2 separate regions of the Homo sapiens genome follow, and region 1 is linked to region 2. A link is an interaction called in ENCODE POLR2A ChIA-PET data of the cell type or tissue named here. Cell type or tissue: Caco-2. All regions are shown on one strand.

Region 1 (5,000 bases), 130 kb after region 2:
ATCTGGCAGAGCTGGAATTAGACCCGCCTACCCACACCTCAGTAGAACTACTCCTGAGTCTGCTTCCTGGCCTCCTGGCTCTGCCGCCAGGTGTGGCCCGTTTCCTACAGCCCACCAGGCCTCTCTGAAAGTGGCTGTGTTACCCCCACTGTGCACCACAAAGCTGGCCCCATGTGTCCCCCCAAGACTGAACCCTACCTTTTTGATACCCCATTTCCAGGTCCAAGAAGCAACCCTCACTGGGGGACAGGGTGCCCTCTGCAGAGTGGATGCCGTAGTGCCAGTGCCTGGTCCCCAGGGCCCTAAATGGCCACTGGAGACCATGACATTGACCAAGGGCCCGGCGCTGGCCAGACCCTTTGGCATTCCTGCTCCCTGGTGTCTCTGCTGCCCCACTCTTCAGAGGGAAATGAGCCTCTCAGAGGTGGCTCTCCCTGGGGTCTGCAGACAAAGGCGGTGGGGCTGGGACTGGAGCTCCAGTCTGGTCATCTCTCTCCCAACCCTGGGCTCAGGTGGGATTAGTGACTTGCCAGCATGATGGACAGGACGGTGGGAGGAGCCTGCGGCCCAGGGCCTCTCCATGCTCTGGCCGGGCCAGCAGAGCAGGCAGGAGTGGCCTGGAGTCCTGCTGATGGTGGAAAGTGGTGTCTTGGCATCTGAGGGCCTCGTATCCCAAATAAAGGCCTTTGGGATTTTCCCCGGGGGAATCACGGGCTAGTGACCAAGCAAGCCTGGTGACCTAGGGCCAGGAAAGCTGACTTCCCGCAGCCTCAGCCTCTGGTGTGTGGCTGGGGGGATTCCAGCCTCCCAGCCTCAGCCTGGTGGGACCCAAAGGGGCACAGCTCGCCCTGGAGGTGAGGGCCACTGATGGCCACAGAAACCTCCACTGCAGGGTTTGACCTGAGTCCCCTTTGCACAGGGTGCCAGGAAGGGGCTGATAGTGGGGGCCATGGAGGGCAGATGGGAGGAGGGTGGTGCCTGGCCAGTGGTCCTGACTCAGTGTCCCCACTCCCAACCACCAGACATCCTGACAGAGGATGACGTCTACTGCAGCTGCCTGGCCAAGACACTCTGCCACGTGCCGGTCCCTGTGACCGTGGGTTTCTATGCCCCTTTCGGCTGCCGCCTGCACATGATGCTGGACAAGATCACGGGTGAGGAGCTGTGTGTGTTTGTTGGGGGGAGGATGAGAAACAGGGCCTCTGGTCCCCGCCCAGCTCCAGGCTTCCCCCAGATCCCCCCACCCCTGTGGCCAGCCTGCCCCAGCCCAGGCCCTCCCCAAGCCCATGCCTCTACCCCGGGCTCTGCTTCTCTGGCCTCCTGGCTGCCCCCAAGTTTTACCCTTCCCTGCTTCTGCCACCAAATCCACTCCAAGGACTCTTTCTGAAGGACAGATCTGACCCTGTCCCTCCTGTGCTTGGTGCCTTCCATGCTCCCCAGCACCTGAGGCAGAAAGCCCAGGCTCTTTATTGAGGCTGCAGGCTCCTGCCAAGCCCCTACTGGCCTCTGTGCCACCCAGACCCACCTCTTAAGGCTTGGTGGTCACAAAGTACCTGATACATAGATGCCAACTGAAGACATGAACTGCAACCCGCCAGGTTCCCCAGCAGCTTTTTTTTTTTGAGACGGAATCTTGCTCTGTCTCCAGGCTGGAGTGCAATGGTGCGATCTTGGCTCACTGCAACCTCCGCCTCCCGGGTTCAAGTGACTCTCCTGCCTCAGCCTCCCAAGTAGCTGGGATTACAGGCGCTCACCACCACGCCCAGCTAATTTTTTGTATTTTTAGTAGACGGGGTTTTACCATGTTGGCCAGATGGTCTCGATCTCTTGACCTCATGTGATCCGCCTCAGCCTCCCAAAGTGCTGGGATTACACATGAGCCACTGCACCTGGCCTTTTTTTTTTTTTTTTTTTTAAATGGAGTCTCACTCTGTCGCCCAGGCTGTACTGCAGTGGCGCAGTCTCAACTCAGTGCAGCCTCCACCTCCCAGGTTCAAGCGATTCTCCTGCCTCAGCCTCCCAAGTAGCTGGGACTACAGGTGCCCACCACCAAGCCCGGCTAATTTTTGTATTTTTAGTAGCGATGGGGTTTCACCGTGTTGGCCAGGCTGGTCTTGAACTCCTGACCTCATGTGATCCGCCCACCTCGGCCTCCCAAAAAGTGCTGAGATTACAGGCGTGACTCACCGCGACTGGCCTCCCCAGCAGCTTTGATCTGGATCAAGCCCTGCTGGAGCTCAGACCTCAGCCCCACGTGGGGCCAGAGGGGCTGGGACTGACGTTCCTCCTACGTGTGCCCAGCCCTGGTGCAGGCCCAATAGCCTTTCCTTCCTGTACTGACTGTCCATTGAGCACTCACTGTCCTGTCCTGTGTTGTCACAGGGTCCCGGGAGGAGAAGAGGATATAAAGAACAGAGAGTCCCTACTCCTCCTGCTGGGTGCTGTAGACACTCCCGCTCATTCACTCTGTGACCTCAGATTTCTCATGATCTATTGTTCAGGCATTCCCTAAGCACCTTCTGGTGCCCAGGGGACACGGTGACCAAGACAAGCAGGACCCTGCCCTTCCGGCTCACAGTCCAGCAGGGGAGAGAGACTTGTCCTCAGACAGTGATGACCCAGAGTAGGAATGGCTGAGGGCCCCCGACCCAGCCTGGGGATCAGGGAGGGCTTCCTGCAGGAGGAGCAGTTAAGTCAACAAGATAAGACCGAGGGTGTATCCTGCTGCCTAGCATAGCTCCTCCTCAGCATCTCATTCATTCATCCCTTACACCGACCACTTGTCCCCTGCCCCACTCTCAGAACCTTCCCGGTGCCCTCCACACCCTCGCTCCGCCTCCAGCCTCTTGCCCATCCCTGGCTCTTCCTCGTATCTCTTTTTGCCTCCTCCCATCTCTCCTCTGCCGGCTCTACCTCTGCCCATCCCGACCCCACAGCCTGGCCTTCAGACCGCTTCCGGTCCAAGCCCGGCTCCAGGCCTCTCCACGCCCCCGCTTCTGCACCGGCTTCCAGCTCTTTAAGGAGCGGCCGCGGCTCGCTTCCAGCCCCTCGCCTCTGCTGGGCGCCCCTCGCCTCTCCAGGAGCGCTCCGCCCTGCCCGTACTAGGCCCCGCCCACCCCGGCGGGTCTGCGGCTCACGCGGCTCCCGGGCTCCCTTCCCGCAGCGCTGATGCAGCAGGAGGCCGCGCAGCGCGAGAGCGAGGAGCTGCAGCACGTGCAGTGGCGGCCGCGTGCCGTGAGCGGCTGGGGCGTCCCGCAGCTACTGTGGTACCTGGTGTTCCTGCAGCCCATCATCACCGAGGTGCACCTGCGGCGCAGGAACGTGCAGTTCCTTTTCATCCGCTTTAGCGCCTGGCAGTACGCGGGCACCGACAAGCTGTGGGCCGGCCTGGTGACCACGTTGTGCGAGGGCATCCGCCGCCACTATGGCGCACTGCCCTTCAGCGTGTACTCGGTGCTGGGCAACAAGCCGGCCACCAGGCAGGACTGCTGCCAGAGCGAGTGGCATTGTCGGCGCCGCGTGTGCCTGGGGCTGCTGGCGCTGCTGGCGGCGCTGGGCCTGGGTGTGGGGCTGCTCTACTTGTCACTGGGCGGCCACGCGCTGGGCCACGGCAGCCCGAGCGGCAGCCTGCTCAAGGTGTTTGGCGGCGCGGCCACCACACTGTCGGGCTCGGGGCTGCTCATGGCCGTGTACTCGGTGGGCAAGCACCTGTTCGTAAGCCAGCGCAAGAAGATCGAGCGGCTGGTGTCGCGTGAAAAGTTCGGCAGCCAGCTGGGTTTCATGTGCGAGGTGAAGAAGGAGGTGGAGCTGCTCACCGACTTCCTGTGCTTCCTGGAGATCTACCAGCGGCGCAGGCTGCGCGTGGTGCTGGAGGTCACCGGGCTGGACACGTGCTACCCGGAGCGCGTGGTGGGCGTGCTCAACGCCATCAACACGCTGCTGTCCGACAGCCACGCGCCCTTCATCTTCATCCTGGTCGTGGACCCCAGCATCCTGGCCGCGTGCCTAGAGAGCGCGGGCAACATGAAGGGCACGGCCGATAACGGCTACCTCTTCCTCAACCGCACTGTCACGCTGCCCTTCTCTGTGCCCATTATGGGCCGCCGCACCAAGCTGCAGTTCCTGCACGATGCGGTGCAGAGCCGCGACGACCTGTTGTACCGCGAGATGACGCGCAAGCCGTGGCTGCCGGGGGACGCCGGGGGCGAGAGCGCGCAGCTGCTGGCGGTGCAGGCGCAGGCGGGGACGGAGCGCGGGCAGGGCCGCATCGACGACGAGGCGGCGCGGCGAATCCAGGAGGCGCTCTTCTGCCTTCACGACGAGCGCGACTGCCTCTACGAGTACGTGCCCGACAACGTGGTGTCCATGCGGCGCATCGTCAACACCGTGCCCATCACCGTGCGCCTGCTGCAGCAGCAGCAGCAGCAGGGGGACTTTGGGGGCCCCACGCCGCGCCAGGCGGTGGCGTGGGTGGTGCTCGCCAACCAGTGGCCGTGCCGCCTGAGCTGGGCGCTGCAGTGCCTGGAGGACCGGCAGCAGACCGGGGGCGCGCCCGAGGGCCGCGCGCGCCTCTGGGACGTTTTCCGCGACAACAGCCGCGAGCTGCACACCATGACCAAGGCGTTGCAGAACGTGCTCGACCTGGACGGCGACCCCGAGCTCTTCGAGCGCTTCCTGGGCGCCGACTTCCCCTTCACCGTGGCCGAGGCGCAGAGCCTGCTGCGCTGCACGGTCAACCTGGACCACTCCATCCGCCGGCGCATGGGTCTCATCCGAGCCGTCAGCGCGCTCAAGCCGCCCAGCCCGCCCAAGTCCCCTACCCGCGATACCCCCCACGCTGCCCACCGGGCCAACAGCGCCTCCAGGGCGCCCCCGTCGGGCCGTGCCTCAGGGCAAGCCGGCGAAGGCCACCACACTGGGGACTTGGCCCACAGGGGCAAGCTATGGCCGGTGGCCTGTGCGCTCTTCCGTCCAGGGCAATCCAGCCCAGGTGGGCCTTA
Region 2 (5,000 bases):
TTTTTTTTTTTTTTTTGAGACAAAGTCTGGTTCTGTTGCCAGGCTGGAGTGCAGTGGTGCGATCTCCGCTCACTGCAACCTCCACCTCCTGGGTTCAAGCAATTCTCCTGCCTCAGCCTCCCAAGTAGCTGGAATTACAGGTGTGTGCCACCCCACCTGGCCTGTACCATTAGACTGGGAACAGCCTAAATGCCCCTTAGTAGAGGAATGACTAGATAAGTCAAGGTATTTCCACAGTGGAAAATTATGCAGCTATAAAAAAGAATAAGGAAGCACTTTATGCACCAGTACAGAATGATCTTCATGACGGACTGGAAAGTAGAAAAGGCAAGACAAGAGATGGGTCAACAATGTGTTATCATTTGTCTACAAAAGCAAAAAAGTGTGTATCTATATCTACTTGCTTATATATGAATATCTCCAAAGGACTATAACTTGTTTCAAAAGGGGAGAATTTATTGTTTTTATATATCTTAAGTTTCCTTCTTTTTTTTAATTTTTTTATTGAGACAGGATCTCACTCTGTTGCCCAAGCTGAAGTACAGTGGTGTGACCTCAGCTTGCTGCAACCTTGGCCTCCTAGGCTCAAGCCATCCTCCCACTTCAGCCTCCCAAGTAGCTGGGACTACAGGCACACACTACCATGCCCACCTAATTTTTGTATTTTTTTTTGTAGAGACAGGATTTCGCCATGTTGTCTAGGCTGGTCTCAAACTCCTGGACTCCAGCGATCCTCCCACCTTGGCCTCCCAAAGTGCTGGGATTACAGGCGTGAGCCACCGCACCCGGTCCCATATTTATCTCTTTACATGTTTGTTTATGAATAAAATCTCTCCAAAGGAATTCATATTAAAACCCATAACAGGGCCAGGCGCGGTGGCTCACGCCTGTAATCCCAGCACTTTGGGAGGCTAAGGCGGGTGGATCACAAGGTCAGGAGATTGAGACCAGCCTGGCTAACATGGCAAAACCCTGTCTCTACTAAAAATACAAAAATTAGCTGGGCATGGTGGCATGCACCTGTAATCCCAGCTACTTGGAAGGCTGAGGCAGGAGAATCGCTTGAACCTGGGAGGCAGAGGTTGCAGTGAGCAGAGATCACACCATTGCACTCCAGTCTGGCAACAGTGCGAGACTCCGTCAAAAAACAAAACAAAAACAACAACAAAAAACCGTAACAGTTGCTGCATTTGAGAAACTGGGAGCTGGGGATATGTGTTGGATGAAGACTTTTTCACTGTCTATCCTTTCCAAACTAACACATTTTCAAGGATGTTATTGTATGAACAATTTCAAAAGCAACACAAAATAATTCTGGTCTCTAGGAACATCTTAGGAATCTACTGTTTTAGAACCCGGGGGTGAAAAGTGATCTCAAACTTGAGAGGGTCAGAAGGTCTGCTTGTTACATCCTCAGGAGCGATACATGCTCAGAAGTCCCAGAACCACAAGCTGAGAGCTCTACAATGACAATGACAGATACCTGGCACCTGCCAGCAATCCCTCTCTGAGAATCCCTGGAACTCAGGTCTCAGTGTGGGGAGTTCTGAAGGTTACCACGTTCTAACCATATGATACCAAAGTCACAAGCTCCTTAGGAACTTTCTGGGCACGCCCTGTCATTTTACAGGTGGGAAAGACAAGACGCAGGGGCAGGGAATGGTTTGACCTCCAGCAATGGTGGGGGTAGGGCAGAAGCACCACTTCCCGTGTGGGGCTCATGCTGGGTCTCAGATTCCCTGACACCTCTCTCCTCCCTCACTTCAGTGTGGAGGGGAGGTCAGAGCGCAGGCTTTCAGCAGCCACTTTGTGCAATGTGTCCTCCTGTGCCCCCATTACAGCAGATTAATCCCAACTGGACTCGATATCAGAGCTCCATCCTGATCCTGATGAGTGGACCAAGGAGATTCTAGCTAACACTTGGGCTGGATTCTTTTTTTTTTTTTTTTTTTTTTTTGAGACACGGCAGTCTGGCTCTATCGCCCAGGCTGGAGTGCAGTGGCACGATCTGGACTCATTGCAACCTCGGCCTCCCAGGCTCAAACCATCCTCCCACCTCAGCCTCTCAAGTAGCTGGGATTACAGGTGCACACCACCATGCCCAGCTAATTGTTTTGTTTTGTTTTTGAGACAGAGTCTTGCTGTTGCCGCCCAGGCTGAAGTGCAATGGCACAATCTCGGCTCACTGCAACCTCTGCCTCCCGGGTTCCAGCAATTCTCCTGCCTCAGCCTCCCAAGTAGCTGAGATTACAGGTGCTCACCACCACACCCGGCTAATTTTGATATTTTTAGTAGAGACAGGGTTTCACCATGTTGGCCAGGCTGCTCTCAAACTGCTGACCTCAGGTGATCCACCCAGCTCGGCCTCCCAAAGTGCTGGGATTACAAGGCAAGAGCCACTGCGCCCAGCCTAATTTTTGTATTTTTCTGTAGAGATGAGGTTTCATCATGTTGCCCAGGCTGGTGTCGAACTTGAGAGCTCAAGTGATCCACCCAATTCAGCCTCCCAAAGTGCTGGGATTACAGGCGTAAGCCACTGCACTCAGCCCTGGGCTGGATTCTAAAACTGAGATGTAAGAAATCTAGGAGCGGGCCAGGCGCGGTGGCTCATGCCTGTAATCCCAGCACTTTGGGAAGCCAAAGCCAAAGCAGGTGGATCATGAGGTCAGGCGATCAAGACCATCCTGGCTAACACAGTGAAACCCCATCTCTACTAAAAATACAAAAAATTAGCTGGGCGTGGTGGTGGACACCTATAGTCCCAGCTACTCGGGAGGCTGAGGCAGGAGAATGGCATGAACCCGGGAGGTGGAGCTTGCAGTGAGCCAAGATTGCGCCACTGCACTCCAGCTTGGGCAACGGAGCGAGACTTTGCCTCCAAAAAAAAAAAAAAGAAAAGAAATCTAGGAGTGGCTGGGCACAGTGGCTCACGCCTGCAATCCCAGCACTTTGGGAGGCCGAGGCGGGTGGATCACCTCAGGTCAGGAATTCAAGACCAGCCAGGCCAACACGGTGAAACCCTGTCTCTACTAAAAATACAAAATTAGCTGGGCAAGGTGGCTTGTAATTCCAGCTCGGGGGCCTGAGGCAGGAGAATCAGTTGAACCTGGGAGACTGAGGTTTCAGTGAGCCACCATCGCACCACTGTACTCCAGCCTGGGCGACAGAGTGAGACTCTGTCTCAAAAAAAGAAAAAAAAGAAGAAATCTAGGAGCTGAGAGATCTAGAAAAAGATAAGGTGAGATATGTAAGACAGAGAAAAAAAAGATTAGACAAGCAGACAGCCTAGTACCTGTCCCAGAGTAAGAACTTCACCCCTGCAGACAAGCAGGGCTGTAAAACGAACAGAGTTGGAAAACACCCTGAAAGTTCCTCAAACTATTATTAAACACACAGTTACCAGATGACTCAGCAATTCCACTCCCAGATACGTACCCAAGAGAAATGACGGCAAAACACAGCCACACAAAAACACGGATACAAATGTTCACAGCAGCATCATTCACAACAGCCAAAAAGTGGAGGCAATCCACGTGTTCATGAATGGATAAACAAAATGTGGTCTATCTATGCAATGGAATATTACTTGCCAATGAAAAGGAATGAAGTGCTGATACCCATATCATGGATGAACCTTGAAAACTTTCTGCTAAATGAAAGAAGCCAGTCACTGAAGGCCACACATCGTGTAATTCCATTTACCTGAAATGTCTAGAATAGCCAAATTCATCGACATAGAAAGTAGATTAGTAGCTGAGGGTGGAAGGGGGATTGGAAGTTGATTTTTTTTTTTTTTTTTTTTTTTTTTTGAGAGGAAGTCTCACTCTTATCGCCCAGGCTAGAGTGTAGTGGCGCGATCTCAGCTTACTGCAACCTCCGCCTCCCAGGTTCAAGCAATTCTCCTGCCTCAGACTCCTGAGTAGCTGGGATTACAGACGCCTGCCACTACGCCCGGCTAATTTTTGTATTTTATAGTGGAGATGGGGTTTCGCCATGTTGCCCAGTGGTCTCGAACTCCTGCGCTCAGGTGATCTGCCTGCCTCAGTCTCCCAAAGTGCTAGGATTACGGGCATGAGCCACCATGCCCTGCCTGGAAGTTGATTGCTAAAAGTTGTGAATTTTCTTTTTGGGGTAATGAAAATGTTCTGAAATCGGTCATCATGATAGATGTACAACTCTATAAATATATTAAAGCCACTGAATTGTGCACTTTTTAATTTATTTTTTGAGATGAGGTCTCGCTCTGTAACCCAGGCTGGAGTACAGTGGCGCGATCACGGCTCACCACGACCTCGATCTCCTGGGTTCAAGTGGTCTTCCTACCTCAGCCTCCCAAGTAGCTGGGACCACAGGCGTGTACTACCACACCTAATTTTTAATTTTTTAGGGGGCGGGGTGGCGGAGTCTCGCTCTGTGGCCCAGGCTGGAGTGCAGTGGCGTGATCTCGGCTCACTGCAACCTCCACCTCCCAGGTTCAAGCAATTCTCTGCCTCAGCCTCCCGAGTAGCTGGGATTACAGGTGCCCGCCACCATGCCTGGCTTTTTTTGTATTTTTAGTAGAGACAGGGTTTCACCATCTTGGCCAGGCTGGTCTTGAACTCCTGACCTCGTGATCCTCCCACCTCGGCTTCCTAAAGTGCTGGGATTACAGGCGTGAGCCGCTGTGCCTGGCCAATTTTTAATTTTTTTGTAGAGACGGGGTCTTGCTATGTTGCCTAGGCTGGTCTAGAACTCCTGGGCTCAAGCAATCCTCCTGCCCTCAGCCTCCCAAAGTGCTGGGATTACAGGCGTGAGCCACCATGCCCGGCCTGAATTGTGCACTTTAAATGGGTACGTTGTTTGGTATATGAATTTTAACCTTAATAAAGCCGTTAAAAAAAATAGAAGAGAGGGTTAAAATTTGATGAGTGTGTGGGTGAAGGGACCTCTCAGAAGTCTCCATGCCTAATGGGTGCTGATGGTGGTGTGTATCCTTTTTTTTTTTTTTTTAATTTTTTTGA

The links. ChIA-PET counts read pairs that join two places held together with the same protein. Peaks named below come from ENCODE experiments on the same cell type or tissue, not always from the same donor. Only the 100,000 strongest peaks of a DNase experiment are listed, where the experiment ranks them.
Region 1: POLR2A ChIA-PET joins it to region 2 with 15 read pairs; 4 of 35 experiments call an interaction of 5 or more read pairs at or near these places.

The regions. Positions count from the first base shown.
Region 1 is chr19:45,151,939-45,156,938 of GRCh38, reverse strand. NKPD1 (NTPase KAP family P-loop domain containing 1) reads left to right here. Exons shown (of 5, transcript NM_198478.4): 4 at 1,023-1,154; 5 at 3,164-5,000. LOC105372420 (a long non-coding RNA gene) reads right to left here and starts at 3,360. Exons shown (of 2, transcript XR_935986.2): 1 at 3,271-3,360. RefSeq lists enhancers at 609-1,326, 3,509-4,134 and silencers at 2,063-2,289, 3,818-3,877. In Caco-2, no CTCF peak of the experiment used is centred here; DNase peaks (open chromatin) are centred at 2,258, 2,628, 3,118, 3,848 and 1 weaker place; H3K4me3 peaks cover 2,062 bases.
Region 2 is chr19:45,282,219-45,287,218 of GRCh38, reverse strand. All of the region lies in intron 12 of MARK4 (microtubule affinity regulating kinase 4), which reads right to left. Among named protein-coding and RNA genes, the nearest start is that of MARK4, 33 kb to the right of the region's middle. In Caco-2, no CTCF peak of the experiment used is centred here; no DNase peak of the experiment used is centred here.